Regions from separate parts of the Homo sapiens genome. Here regions 1 and 2 are each linked to region 3. A link is a contact called in ENCODE Hi-C or POLR2A ChIA-PET data. All regions are on one chromosome and are shown on one strand. The core of a region is the stretch at or near the end of the contact, and the rest is flanking DNA. Distances in the headings are between cores, read along the strand shown.

The links. A loop is a pair of places that touch in the nucleus more often than their neighbours do. ChIA-PET counts read pairs that join two places held with the same protein, here RNA polymerase II (POLR2A). Pooled maps may share reads with other maps.
Region 1: a loop to region 3 is called in a pooled map, with 3 times the contacts of the local background. The contact joins the enhancer-like site here to the promoter of ETFBKMT in region 3. A Hi-C loop is called at or near these places in 2 of 50 pooled maps. POLR2A ChIA-PET finds 5 or more read pairs at or near these places in 6 of 52 experiments (CD8-positive, alpha-beta memory T cell, K562, WTC11 and 3 more).
Region 2: a pooled map shows a loop between it and region 3 (3-fold over the local background). The contact joins the enhancer-like site here to the promoter of ETFBKMT in region 3. A Hi-C loop is called at or near these places in 5 of 50 pooled maps. POLR2A ChIA-PET finds 5 or more read pairs at or near these places in 7 of 52 experiments (B cell, CD8-positive, alpha-beta memory T cell, HepG2 and 4 more).

What each region holds. Positions count from the first base shown.
Region 1 is chr12:31,857,921-31,862,605 of GRCh38, forward strand. No RefSeq gene overlaps it. Among named protein-coding and RNA genes, the nearest start is that of LINC02422, 27 kb to the right of the region's middle. RefSeq lists an enhancer at 1,849-2,088. Within about 2 kb of position 1,876, at least 3 of the 41 ENCODE cell types and tissues checked have a DNase peak (open chromatin) inside an H3K27ac peak, as active enhancers do.
Region 2 is chr12:31,831,567-31,836,101 of GRCh38, forward strand. No RefSeq gene overlaps it. Among named protein-coding and RNA genes, the nearest start is that of H3-5, 42 kb to the left of the region's middle. Within about 2 kb of position 1,290, at least 8 of the 41 ENCODE cell types and tissues checked have a DNase peak (open chromatin) inside an H3K27ac peak, as active enhancers do; they include B cell and OCI-LY7, where a contact is called at or near this core.
Region 3 is chr12:31,657,053-31,661,178 of GRCh38, forward strand. It overlaps ETFBKMT (electron transfer flavoprotein subunit beta lysine methyltransferase), which reads left to right and starts at 2,636. Exons shown (of 4, transcript NM_001135863.2): 1 at 2,636-2,737. RefSeq lists a silencer at 1,994-2,303 and enhancers at 2,005-2,506, 2,424-2,583.

The DNA.
Region 1 (4,685 bases), core at 626-3,125, 200 kb after region 3:
AAGTGCTGGGATTATAGGCGTGAGCCACCACACCCGGCCAGAAAAAGTAATATAACTTCTATTTTTAAAAGTCAATATTTACATTATGCCTCAAATTATGTTCTTTGAAACAAGTTAGAAGTAGGTGAGGAAGAACATATCTTTTTGAAATTATTTTAGGTGTACTGAGAAAAAGTTAAGTTTAACAGAGAGAAGGGATGACTAAATTATGTTAAACTATGTGACTATCCGAGGGTTCTTTTAGTACTCTCTTAATCTAGCCATAGCCCTTAGATCTATCCTCACCGTAAGAAACACATGTTTTTCTCCAATTACTTTAGGGGCGACTACTGTATGTCAAAGATCATGTCACTTGATTTTATTTATCTTTTCGTTGCAACACTATTCACAACTTGTCACTTTTGAAAAAACACAAGGTCAGTTAGGTAGATCACATGACTATTCTTAGTTTTTCATACTCTGTATCCAAATTTTACCTTTATACTCTTTGCCATGTGACTTTGCAGTTCTCCCCACTAGGGAAGGGATGTATTTCCTGTGAGTTACTTTGACTAATGAAATATGAGTTGAGGCCGGGCATGGTGGCTCACGCCTATAATCCCAACACTTTGGGAGGCCAAGGCGGGTGGATCACCTGAAGTCAGGAGTTTGTGACCAGCCTGGCCAACAATGGTGTGACCCCATCTCTACTAAAAATACAAAAAATTAGCCGGGCATGGTGGCGGACGCCTGTAATCCCAGCTACTTGGGCAGCTGAGACAGGAGAATCACTTGAACCTGGGAGGCAAAGGTTGCAGTGAGCCGAGATCACACCACTGCACTCCAGCCTGGGCAATAAAGAGCAAAACTCCGTCTCAAAAAACAAACAAACAAACAAACAAACAAATAATAAAAAAAAGAAAAGAACTATGAGTTGAAGGAACGGTGTGACAGTTCTTGCTTCAAGAGACAATAATTTCCGATATGTTCCTGCGATTATTTATTTATGTATGTATTTATTTATTCTTTTTTGAGATGGAGTCTCGCTCTGTCACCCAGGCTGAAGTGCAGTGGCACCATCTCAGCTCACTGCAACCTCCAACTCCTGGGTTCAAGCGATTCTCCTGCCTCAGCCTCCTGAGTAGCTGGGATTAACAGGTGCGTGCCACCACGCAGGGCTAATTTTTGTATTTTTAGTAGAGATGGGGTTTCACCATGTTGGTCAGGCTGGTCTCAAACTCCTGACCTCGTGATCCGCCCGCCTTGGCCTCCCAAAATGCTGTGATTACAGCCATGAGCCACTGCACACAGTTGTTCCTGTGATTTTTTTAACGAAGATTTAGGAGTTTTTCCTTTGAGTGAGAAAACTGGCGATATTTGAATAATGGCTGAAGAATAGTATTGTATGAATGTTAATTTCCCGGTTATGATCGCTGTACTGTGATTGTGTAAGATGTTAACACCAGGGAATGCTGCGTAAAAGATATACAGGAACTCTGTACTATTTTGGAAACACTGTAGTAAGTCTAAAATTATTTCAAGACAAAAAGTTTACAGGACATGCCCCAGTTAGCTGCTGGTCCAAAGAACTGAGGAAACATGTTGAGCAGTCCTGAACCCAAGTAGAAGCCTAGAGCCACACTCAGGCACCCTATAGCCTAAAGCAAGGTTGCTCCAGCCCATGCAAAGATCCATGAACTTGTTGTTGTAAGTCTGAGACATAGGAGGTGTGTTATGAAGCATTATTGTGGTAATAACTGACTGTTTTAGTCCATTCTCACACTGCTGTAAAGAACTGCCTGAGACTTGGTAGTTTAAAGGAAAGGGGTTTAATTGACTCACAGTTCCGCAGGGCTGGGGAAACCTCAGGAAACTTATAATCATGGTGGAAGGGGAAGCAAAACCTTCGTTCTTCACATGGCAGCAGCGAGGAGAAGTGCTGAGCAAAAGCGGGGAAAGCCCCTTATAAAATCATCAGATCTCATGAGAACGCACTATTATGGGAACAGCACGGGGGAAACCGCCCTCATGATTCAATTACCTCCCACAGGGTCCCTCCCATGACACGTGGGGATTATGGGAACTACAATACAAGATGAAATTTGGGTGGGGACACAGCCAAACCATATCACTGATGAATATAATGGAGTTGAAATATCTTGTCTTTAATTTGTATGTGCACATATGTGCATGTATGTCTGTATGCCCATGTATTTTAATCCAGCACCTCTTTATTCATGCATTAGAGTGACAGTCAGAGGTCCTCAATAATTGATGAGTTTTCCTTTGAGAATGAAATAAGAGAGATTTGATAACTTGATTAATTCATAGACACCACCTTAACTAAGTGATCAGAGTTAATATCACCAGTAATGAGATATATCAACATAATATAATCCCTTACATAATGCACCAAGAAGGGGGCAACATACCTGCTGTGGAATTCTTGCCAAAAATGCATAACCTCAATCTAATTGTAAGAAAATATCAGACAAACTAAATTCAGCTACTCTCTGTAAAATAACTAATCAGCAGTCCTCAAAAGTATTAAGGTCATGAAAGACAAAGAAAGACTGAGGAACTGTCACAGATTGGAATAGACTAAGAAGACATGATGGCTTAGAGAAATGTAAGATCCTGGATTAGACCTTGGACCAATGAAAGAACATTAGTGGGAAAACTGGCAATATTTGAATAACGGCTGAAGAACAGTATTTAGCAATGTTAATTTCCCGGTTTTGATCATTGTACTAGGTTGCGTAAGTGTTAACACTAGAGGAAGCTGGGTAAAAGATACTACAGGAACGCTACTATTTTGGAAACTTTGAGGTAAGTCTGAAATTATTTCAAAATGAAAAGTTTTAAAAAACATCAGGAATGAGGCCATTTATCTTTAGAGTAATACATTTTAAGGAATCTTTAGGGTTTCCATTTAGGATAATATTTGCCAGACCTCATGAAATTAAATCAAAATCTCTGAGGTGGGAGTGAGGCATCGGTATTATTTTTAAGCCCTTTAGGCGATCCCAATTGCAGCCAAGTTTAATAACAAGTAGTATAGACAATAACCATCAAATGAACACCAGTGTACCCACCACCTAGTTTAAGAAATACCCAGTTTTGTTTGTTTGCTGAGATGTCAAGGCAAGAAATATCTAGTTTTAAGAAATACGCTGTAGACTCTTCCCTGATCCTGCCTGCAAATTTCTCCAACCATAGTTTTCCTCATTCTGTAATCAAGTTTAATTTAATTTAATCATAGTTTAATCAAATACACATGTATCCTTAAAACATATAGTTTTAAACATATACTTTTATTTTTACACGTTTAACTTAATATGAATGAAACCAACATTATAAATATATTTTTGGCAGCTAGCTCTTTTCTTACTCAACATTATGTCAATGAAATGTATAGATTTTAATTCATGTAGATGTAGTTTATTTTCATTGCTTTCAGTATTTTATTATTTTGTTATATCAGGATTTGTTTGTCCATTCTAATTGAGAACATAAGGGCTGTTTCTAGTTTTTTGTTATGATACATAATATAGCTTTGAACATTCTTGTTTGCCTCATTGCGCCCACATGTAAGAGTTTCTCCTGAGCACATGCCCAGTAAATGGAATTTCTGAGTCATAGGGCACATCCATTTCAGGTGTTCTAGATAATGCCAAATTGGTTTCCAAAATCAATACACCAATTTGGAGTCCTATCAGCCGTGTGTAAGGTTGCTTATTGCTCCACATCCTTGCCATCTTTTGATTGTGTCAAACTTAACTCCTTTTTTTTTTTTTTTTTTGCAATATGGTGGGTATAAAATTATCTCATTATGGTTTGAATTTGCCTTTCCCTGTTAAGTAGTGAGACTGTGCTTCTGTTCGTGTTTCTGTGGGTTGTATACTCATGAAATGTATGTATGTGTTTTTCTTCCATTTTTCTCACGGGTTGTTTGGTATTTCTTTATTTTTTTCTTTTTTTTTTTTGAGACAGAATCTCGATGCATTGCCCAGGCTGGAGTGCAGGGGTGATCTCGGCTCACTGCAACCTCCACCTCCTGGGCTCCAGTGATTCTCGTGCCTTAGACTCCTGAGTAGCTGGGATTACAGGCACATACCACCACACCTGGCTAATTTTTGTATTTTTTTAGTAGAGACAGGGTTTCACCATCTTGGCCAGGCTGGTCTCCCACTCCTGACCTCAAATGATCTGCCCACCTCAGCCTCCCAAAGTGCTGGGATTACAGGTGTGAGCCACTGTGCCCGGCTGAGTTGTTTGGTATTTCTTACTTATTTGTAGAAGTTAGTTATGTTTTTCTCAGTTATAATTCTTTGTCAATTATGTGCCAAATATCTTCTCCCAGTTTGTAGCTTATATTTTCATTTTCATTGTGGTATCTTTTGAAAACCAGAAGTTCTTAATTTTAATATAATACAATTTATCAATCTTTCCCTTTATATGATTTTCTTCTTTTTCCTGTTTTAAATGATGGACTATTAGAACGTGGAACTATATTATTTTAAATATTATGATAAATACATAGAATACATAATACAAAAAAGTTAAACAACTGGTATATATATTGGATAAGAAAAGATAAAATGATATCTTTCAGCTGATTATAAGATTTATGCGGCCGGGCACTGTGGTTCATGCCTGTAATCTCAGCACTTTGGGAGGCCGAGGCGGACGGATCATGAGGTCAG
Region 2 (4,535 bases), core at 40-2,539, 170 kb after region 3:
GGTGATAGTTGCACTGATATCTCAGAAATCACCATTAAAGAACTTATCCATGTAACCAAAAACCACCTGTTCCCCCAAAAGCTATTGAAATAAAAGAAAAAAAGAAGAAGTGGCTGGGCATGGTGGCTCATGCCTATAATCCTAGCACTTTGGGAGGCCAAGGCAGGCAGATCACTTAAGGCCAAGAGTCTGAGACCAGCCCAGCCAACATGGGGAAACCCGTCTCTACTAAAAAAAAAAAAAAAAATTAGCAGGGTATGGTGGCGCATGCCTGTAATCCCAGCTAGTTGGGAGGCTGAGGCACGAGAATCGCTTAATCCTGGGAGGCAGAGGTTGCAGTGAGCCAATAACTTGCTGCTGCACTCTTACCTGGGCAACAGAGTGAGATTCTGTCTCAAAAAAAAAAGAAGTGAATGGCATCAATCGTGAAAGGTATCACATAAATATGAAAGGTTACACAACTCTTTTAACCTATTTGCCTAGAAAAGAGTGGTAAGTAGGGCTTATTGAGTTGTTTTATTTTATTTTACTTTTTATTATTCATTTGTGTATTAATTTATTCTTTGGTGACAGAGTCTCATTCTGTTGCCAAGGCTGCAGTGCAGTGACATGATCTGGCCTCCTAGGATCAAACAATTCTTATGCCTCAGCTTCCCAAGTAGCTGGGATTACAGGCGTGTGCCACCACGCTCGGCTAATTCTTTTTGTATTTTTAATAGAGATAGGGTTTCACCATGTCGACCAAACTGGTCTGAAACCCCTGACGTCAAGTGATCCGCCCATCTCTGCCTCCCAAAGTGCTGGGATTATAGGCATCAGCCACCACGTTCAGCTAATTTTTACATTTTTAGTAGAGAGGGGGTTTCACCGTGTTGGTCAGGCTTGTCTCGAATTCCTGGCCTCAAGTGATCCGCTGGCCTCAGCCTCCCGAAGTGCTGGGATTACAGGCATAATTTACCGTGCTCAGCCATTGTCATTTATTTTGAATTTGGGAGAAGATATCACACCCATTTCTATGTTCTGGAGCAGGAAGTCTATCTTCTGGAGCAGCATTGCAGTCTAAATCACTCCTTAGTTCAGCTACATCCGAGTTCTTATCCCAGGACCAAGAAGAATAAGGAACACAGACACCACAGAGTAAGTAGAGTAGGATTTATTAAGCAAAAGGAAAGCTCTCAGCAAAGAGAGGTGCCCTGAAAGCAAGTTTTCAGAAATGGGGCTGAGTTCTGGGTCTTTTATGTGGAAGAGGAAGGAAGGAAGTCTTCTGTGGGTTCTGCCCAAAATGGGAGGGGTAAAGTTCCCTCCTAAGGGTGTTGCATCTGCACATGCCTGGGATTGGCCAGAGTGACTCCATCTTGGTTGTTACCCACGAGTGCCTAAGTGAAACCCACCAAGGGGCTAAAACCACAAAAATGTCATGTTAATGACACTATGATGAGCTGGGCCAAGGACACTTAGGTTGATTTATTCCGCCTGTGCCTAAGTTAGGACAGTCCCTTCTGAGCAACATCCTGGCATAAGGGGAAGTTCTTAACCACATTTCTTCCCATTAGCTGCAGAGGCGGTGTAGGTACGGTCCTGCTAGCGTTCTTGTGAACACTGCCCTTCTCCAGAGACCCTCCCTCTCTATCTGCCTAACCAGCCTCTAACTGCCTTCTCTCTCAGCAGGAAGTCTATCTTCTATCTTGGGATGACTTGAAAGATAACCCAATAGGAGCCCAGAACCTAGGCATCCAAGAATAAGAGAAACGAACATGTGTCAGATGGAGAAAACAGAAACTATGGACATCAAAAGGCTAAATTAGGGCCAGATATCAAGGTCACACTGGTGCTTTTAGGAAAGTGAAGTGTAAACAGCTGAGAGTAGAACTACAATGTAGATGAGGAAGCAAAAATGCTTAGTATAGGGAAAGCGCAGAGGCAGAAAGGAAAATAGAACCCACAAGAATTGTATTTTTTCTTCTTCCTTCTTCTTTCCTATTTCTCAATAAATACTTACAGAATACCTATAAGGCTTCATTAAGTATGTAAGCACTAAGAATATTTAATATGTGTCATGAAGAGTGATCTTCAAGTAAACATGACTCACATGCATCTGGTGATCTTCCTAACCTGTGTAAAACCCTTCCATTTGTTGAATTTGGCACCAAAGGCTCTTAAAGGCCATTTGTTGGGAATGTGTGGATAATAGGCTGACTTACATCTGTACTGGAAAAACTCTATCTTTGCCTTTGGAGAATTATGGACGTTTGGTTTTTTACCTTTAGCGGATAGAAGGGCAGCAAGATTTGTCATGTGCTGTTTAAAATCTGAATCTGGGCCAAGCGCAGTCACTCACACCTGTAATCGCAGCACTTTGGGAGGCCGAGGCAGGTAGATCACCTGCCAGGCCTCTGTCCAGGTCAGGAATTTGAGACCAGCCTGGCCAACATGGTGAAACCCTGTCTCCACTAAAAATACAAAACCTAGCCAGGCGTTGTGGTGCACGCTTGTAATCCTAGTTACTCGGGAGGCTGAGGCAGGAGAATCGCTTGAATCCAGGAGGCGAAGGTTGCAGTGAGCTGAGATGGCACCACTGCACTCCGGCCTGGGTGATAGAGTGAGACACCATCTCAAAAAAAATAAATAAATAAAATAAATAAAAATAAAAACTGAATCTGGGAAACCCCAGGGTCAATTTCTTTACTGATGGTTTTAACAAGTTAGATCACCTGACTTGATTATGTGGCCAAAGGGACAGAAAACCCAGCTGGAAACTTCTGCTTTACCGCTGTGCGTGCGCGCACATGTGTGTGTGTGTGTGTGTGTGTGTGTGTGTTTTCTCTTTTCCCCCTACACTACACAGAAGTAAGTTAGCCTCTCCTGAAGCCAAGTTTCCTTGCACTTGATAGGTCAATCTGGTGATGAAGTCGCATCCCACCATAACGACCCTGGGGAATTTGTGTTTATTGTTGTTTTAAGCTACTATGTTATTGGCTAATTTATTTTTTTTATTTTTATTTATTTATTTATTTATTTGAGACAGAGTCTCTCTCTGTCACCAAGCCAGAGTTTAGTGGTGCAATCTCAGCTCACTGCAATATCCACCTCCCGGGTTCAAACGATTCTCCTGCCTCAGCCTCCCAAGTAGTTGGGATTACAGGCGCATGCCCAGCTAATTTTTGTATTTTTAGTAGAGATAGAGTTTTATCATGTTGACCAGGATGGTCTTGATCTCCTGACCTCGTGATCTGCCCACCTCGGCCTCTCAAAGTGCTGGGATTACAGGTGGGAGCCACTGTGCCTGGCTGTTCTGGGCTAATTTTCTATGCAGCAATAGATAGATAGCTAATTAATCAAGGTATGAATCTGGGTATCTGGATGAAATAAGGCTGAATAGTACCTTTATTTTGTGTTTCAGAGAGTTTGTACAGCCCCTCACCCCTGCACCCTACACAACATAAAAGTTTTGGGATGGGTGAGAAGTCTGCCTTATTTTGTATGCTAGGAGAAGGGGGACTGGAATACTAGCAGACCATAGACACATTCCCAGGTAGGTCAATTTTACGGAGTGCAAATGGAAGCTGAGACTCAGAAATTGGTCCTTTCAAGCTGTTCCTGCCCATGTACATCATAGAAATTCTTCAAGTTCCCCCAAGGGTACACATCGCAATTTGACCACCATTGGAGAGGAGGTGCTATGCCATTTTGGGAAATGCTTTAAACAGGAAACAGTGCATGTGATTAAATAAACCCTATTCAGAAAGGTTCCAGTAGATTCAGTTTCTGCTTCTTAGGCTACACTCAACACGGAAAGCCATCAGAAACTAGGGTCAAGGCTCAGGCAGGTCTCCTTGGGACAATAGAACACATCATGCATTGGCCCTGCCTCCTGCCTTTGAAGTTTCTCTTCCCTGAGAGGTGGAAGACGGGTGTCAGATTGCATGGTTCGTTTTAGAGAACGTTATTTTTTCTAGAATAACTTCCTGGTAGTGTGTAGATTGTGTGACAGAGAACTTCTAATTGTTTCTCTCTTCCTCATACACATTTACCAAACACAGAACATCTTGTCCTTCACACATTTCACATGGCAATTCTGGATACATTTAGTCAACATAGGACATTTCAAGACATGATTCTACAATGGCTATTTCACCAGTGCATAATCACATTTTTTTAATCTTCTTTTTTTTTTTTTTTTTTTTTGAGACTGAGTCTCGCTCTGTTGCCCAGGCTGGAGTACAGTCACTCCATCTCTGCTCACTGCAACCTCTGCCTCCCAGATTCAAGTGATTCTCATGCCTCAGCCTCCTGAGTAGCTGGGATTACAGGCATGCACCACCATATCCAGCTAATTTTTGTATTTTTAGTAGAGAGAGGGTTTCACCATGTTGGCCAGGCTGGTCTCCAACTCCTGACCTCAGGTGATCTGCCCACCTCAGCCTCCGAAGGTGCTAATAGCTGACTTTTTATTTATTTTTTGAGATGGAATCTCACTCTGTCACCAGTGCAGTGGTGCAATCTTGGCTCACTGCAACCTCTGCCTCCCAGGTTCA
Region 3 (4,126 bases), core at 1,386-3,885:
TATTAAGAAGGTTTAGCAATGTGTCCAAGATCATACAGTTAATAAGTGTAATTGAATAACTTGTTGAAAAACCAAAAAACCCTTAAAGACAAAGTTGTGTAGGGAATAGAATTTTTTACTTGCACCTGCAAGAGGGACCGATTATTAGAGAACTGGCTTTGTAAACAAAAATGTAGGGCAGGTATTTAAAGTAAAAAAATCACAAGGATAGACAACAGCTCAAATTGTTATCAGTTCACAAGTCTGCTTGGATGTATGTGGGTCAATTTTGTTAAAATCTAGACGGTCCTTTCTATTAAGACATTACAATGCATCAACACCAAACAACAGAAAAGAAAATCCATATATCCCTGTTTTTCATGCTTTGTCTGGGACTAAAGGAAGGGCAGGCCTTTTCTAGACTATGGAATCTAAGTTTCAGAAAAAAATCATTTAAGCTGCAATATAAAGAATAATCTTGGCCGGTCGCAGTGGCTCACACCTGTAATCCCAACACTTTGGGAGGCCGAGGTGGGCGGATCACGAGGTCAAAAGTTGGGCACCAGCCTGACCAACATGGTGAAACCCCGTCTCTACTAAAAACACAAAAATTAGCTGGGTGTGGTGGTGTGCGCCTATAATCCCAGCTACTGGGGAAGCTGAGGCAGGAGAATGGCTTGAACCCAGGAGGCAGAGGTTACAATGAGCCGAGATCATGCCACTGCACTCCAGCCTGGGCGACAGAGCAAGACTTCATCTCAAAAAAAAAAAAAAAAAAAAAAGAATAGTTTTAAGGAAGGCAGAATTAGAGATAGACAAGTTATAGGAACCCAGGCAAGCCATTATAATGCCAAACTAAGGCAATGGCAGGAGGGATAGAAAGAACTGGACCAGTTTTAAATCCATTATGGGACAGGAAAGGCATGTTGCAGTCCCTTCAGCCAAGTTGCAAGTTTTGAATGAGTTATCCAAACATTATTAAATGCATCTTCAGTGATGACTACCAAGCTTTTTTCCAGGAACCAACCCTCTTTTGTAAAAATGTTAGGTTAGCCTGTTCGTTCTGGTTTCTTGGGCAGTGACTGGGATGTTCAAACTATTAATTGGGATAGAACACCGAAGCTGGTTAAAAACAATATTTCTTATAGAAATTGATCTTGAACATGGATCAAGGTTCACTGCTAGCAGGAGAATCGGAGAGTGTGTGGTAATGAAAAGTTATAGTTGAGAAAACAAGCGTTTACATCAGCAACTAATTAAGAAAAAAGCAGCTCATAAGTGGATGAATGCAGTTCATAAACACATTATATCAGTTATTACACAGGAAATCTAAGGCAGAATACTGTGAAATGCAAGGTGTATAGCTTATCAACAAGAATGTAGCAAATACACCATTCAACTAAGAAAGAAATGATAAGGCTGCATCTGGGGCTGTTGACTGGAAGCACAAAGTTTCCTTTCCTTGTAGTAGTTCCTAAAGATTCCAGTTTACATGGAAAGACAGAAAGCTGTCACACCCATGGCAGGAGCGCAGAACCCAAGCGACAAATTCTAATTTTGAACAGGCAGGTGCCAGTGCATTTCTCAAACTGCAAACTAAAATGCAGAAACACGATTTTCCTGTTTCTTAGTTTTGGACCGTTTTCCCCCCTCTAGCACGCCAGAGCAGGTTTTAATTGTTGTCAGGTCAGATGGTGAGTTAACTTTGAGTGTTGAGTTGAGGGGCCAGTGGGATGTGGGTCCAGTTGAAAGGTGGATATATGTAGATCCAGACTCGAGTGATATAGGCTGCAAATAAATTGCTAGTGAATTTATGAATTATTAGAAAAGAAAGGACATTCATTATGATTTAATCGCAGTTGAATGTAGGCAGCACAGAGGGCTTATACTGTGTCTTTTTTTTTTTTTTTTTTTAAATATACGGTGTCTATTTTGCTCACCACTCTATGCCCGGTGCCTGGAAGTGCGACTGGCACATAGTAGGTGTTGCATAGTTTCAGAATGAACTTTTTAGGAATCAAAATTCTACAAACATTGCACACAGATTTAACGTTCCCTTATTTTCCAGGTGAGGTCAGGGCGCCCTTTGGTTTCGCGCTTCTGTCCCTTTAAGAAAGTGGAGGAGAAAGAAAGCGCTGCTGGGAAAAAGGGCGGGGCCGCGAGGGGCCGCCGTCCGTCCCGCCCCCTGCCGGGCCGCGGCGCTCTGCTAGAGCGTGGCTCAGTTTTGGTAGCGGGACCCCGGAAATGTAAAGCATGAGCGGGAACAGTCGCCAGGGCGAGTGACAGGCGAGCCCTATGCTTTACTTCCGAGGGCGGTGTCAGCAAAGCTAGGTAAGGAGACAGGGAGGACGGTGCCTGCCCCTTTAAGATCGACTCCACCCCGCCTCTGGAGGAAAATGACGCCGCCGTCTACCCGTTGTGGAACGTAACTCTTTTCATCCCATCAGCTCTCCTTCTCATTAAGAGAAATACCAAGTGGTCACCACAGTCACATACTTCATAACCCATGCCTCATCGGTGCTGGGACGGGAGAGGGAAGCGCCGATCTAAATGACATGGGGTCCAAATCCCAAATAATCTCTATTTGCTCTGCGTTACCTTTAAACTTAGGCTGCGTTGTGTGATTCAAGTGACAGCCTAGTACTGCTTAACAATTAGTCTAGTGGGATACCAGGCCCTGAGAGACCCCTACGATCCCAGGACACTGATGTGGGGTAACTAACACCCACTGGAAGTCTACGCTGAGTTCACAGGCTATGTATGACCTGACATGCATTTTGACCTGCCCTGTGTTTTGATATTTGAATGAGTTGCTGATGTTTACAAGCCGAAGCTGGCCGGGCGTGGTGGCTCGCGCCTGTAATCCCAGCACTTTGGGAGGTCGAGGCAGGAGGATCGCTTCAGGTCAGGAGTTCCAGACCAGTCTGGCCAACATGGCGAAACCTCGTCTCTACTAAAAAAAAAAAAAAAAAAAAAAATACAAAAATTAGCCGGGCGTGGTGGCACGCCCCTGTAATCCCAGGACTCGGGAGGCTGAGGTAGGAGAATCGCTTGAACCTGGGAGTCGGAGGTTGCAGTGAGCCGAGATCACGCCACTGCACTCCAGCCTGGGCAACAGAGACTCTGTCTCAAAAAAAAAAAAAAAAAAAAAAAAAAAGGTGGAAGCTAATGTGTCAATATCTAGATTTTTTTGATGATTTTGAGAAATCGGAGGATCTGGCAGCATGTCCTGCCTAGCCTTTTTGAACTGTTTGAAAACAGTCTCCAGCTTGCCACAGCCCCTCTGTTATTTTACAGCCAGCCTGCATCACTCATTTATGATGTCCAGCCCCTTGTGGGGATTTGGATTTTTGACCCCTAAATACTTTAGTGGATTTAAGACCATTTAAAACATTTATGCAGAAGAGATCCGAGGTCCCCAAACAACTGGGTGTATAAGTTGTGTTTAAGTTGTTCCTCATTCTCATTTATTCTAATCCGGGTGTTTTTCTATATATATATATTTTTAAACAAATCTTAGTGATCAATTGCACAGGTGTTTTTCTGTTGGAGCAAATCTTTTCAGTTTAGGCTTGGTAAAATCGAACCATCAGATACTTTTACAGAAAGAGATTTAGGAGTTGATGTTCTTTTATTACAATTAAATGCATACAGTATTTTTAAAGGAAAAAACCTGAATCTTGATTGCATTGTTTTATGATACAACAATCTTTAATGAAATAGAGTAGTCAATATAATTTGTATTAATATATCTCTGCCCACAGACAATTATAAATTCATTAACCCCCAGAACTCTTGGCTAGACTTCATAAAGGCAAAAACTGTGTTTGCCCTGTTAACTGCTTTATCCCACCACTAGAATATAAGCTTCCTGAAGACAGAAGACTTCTGTTATTTTGTTCACAGTTACCAAGCATGCCTACTTTGTTAAATTTATGAAAGAACTTTAAAGGTACAGTTGGCCCACAATATAACAATATAGCAATATAAAATTACAACAATAAAAATAACACAAAAATAGTGTAACAACTACTTATATAGCATTTACGTTGTATTAAGTATTATGAGTCATCCAGAGATGATTTAAAGTAAAGTATACCACAGCATATGCCTAGTTTATATACAAATATGATGCCATTTTATATAA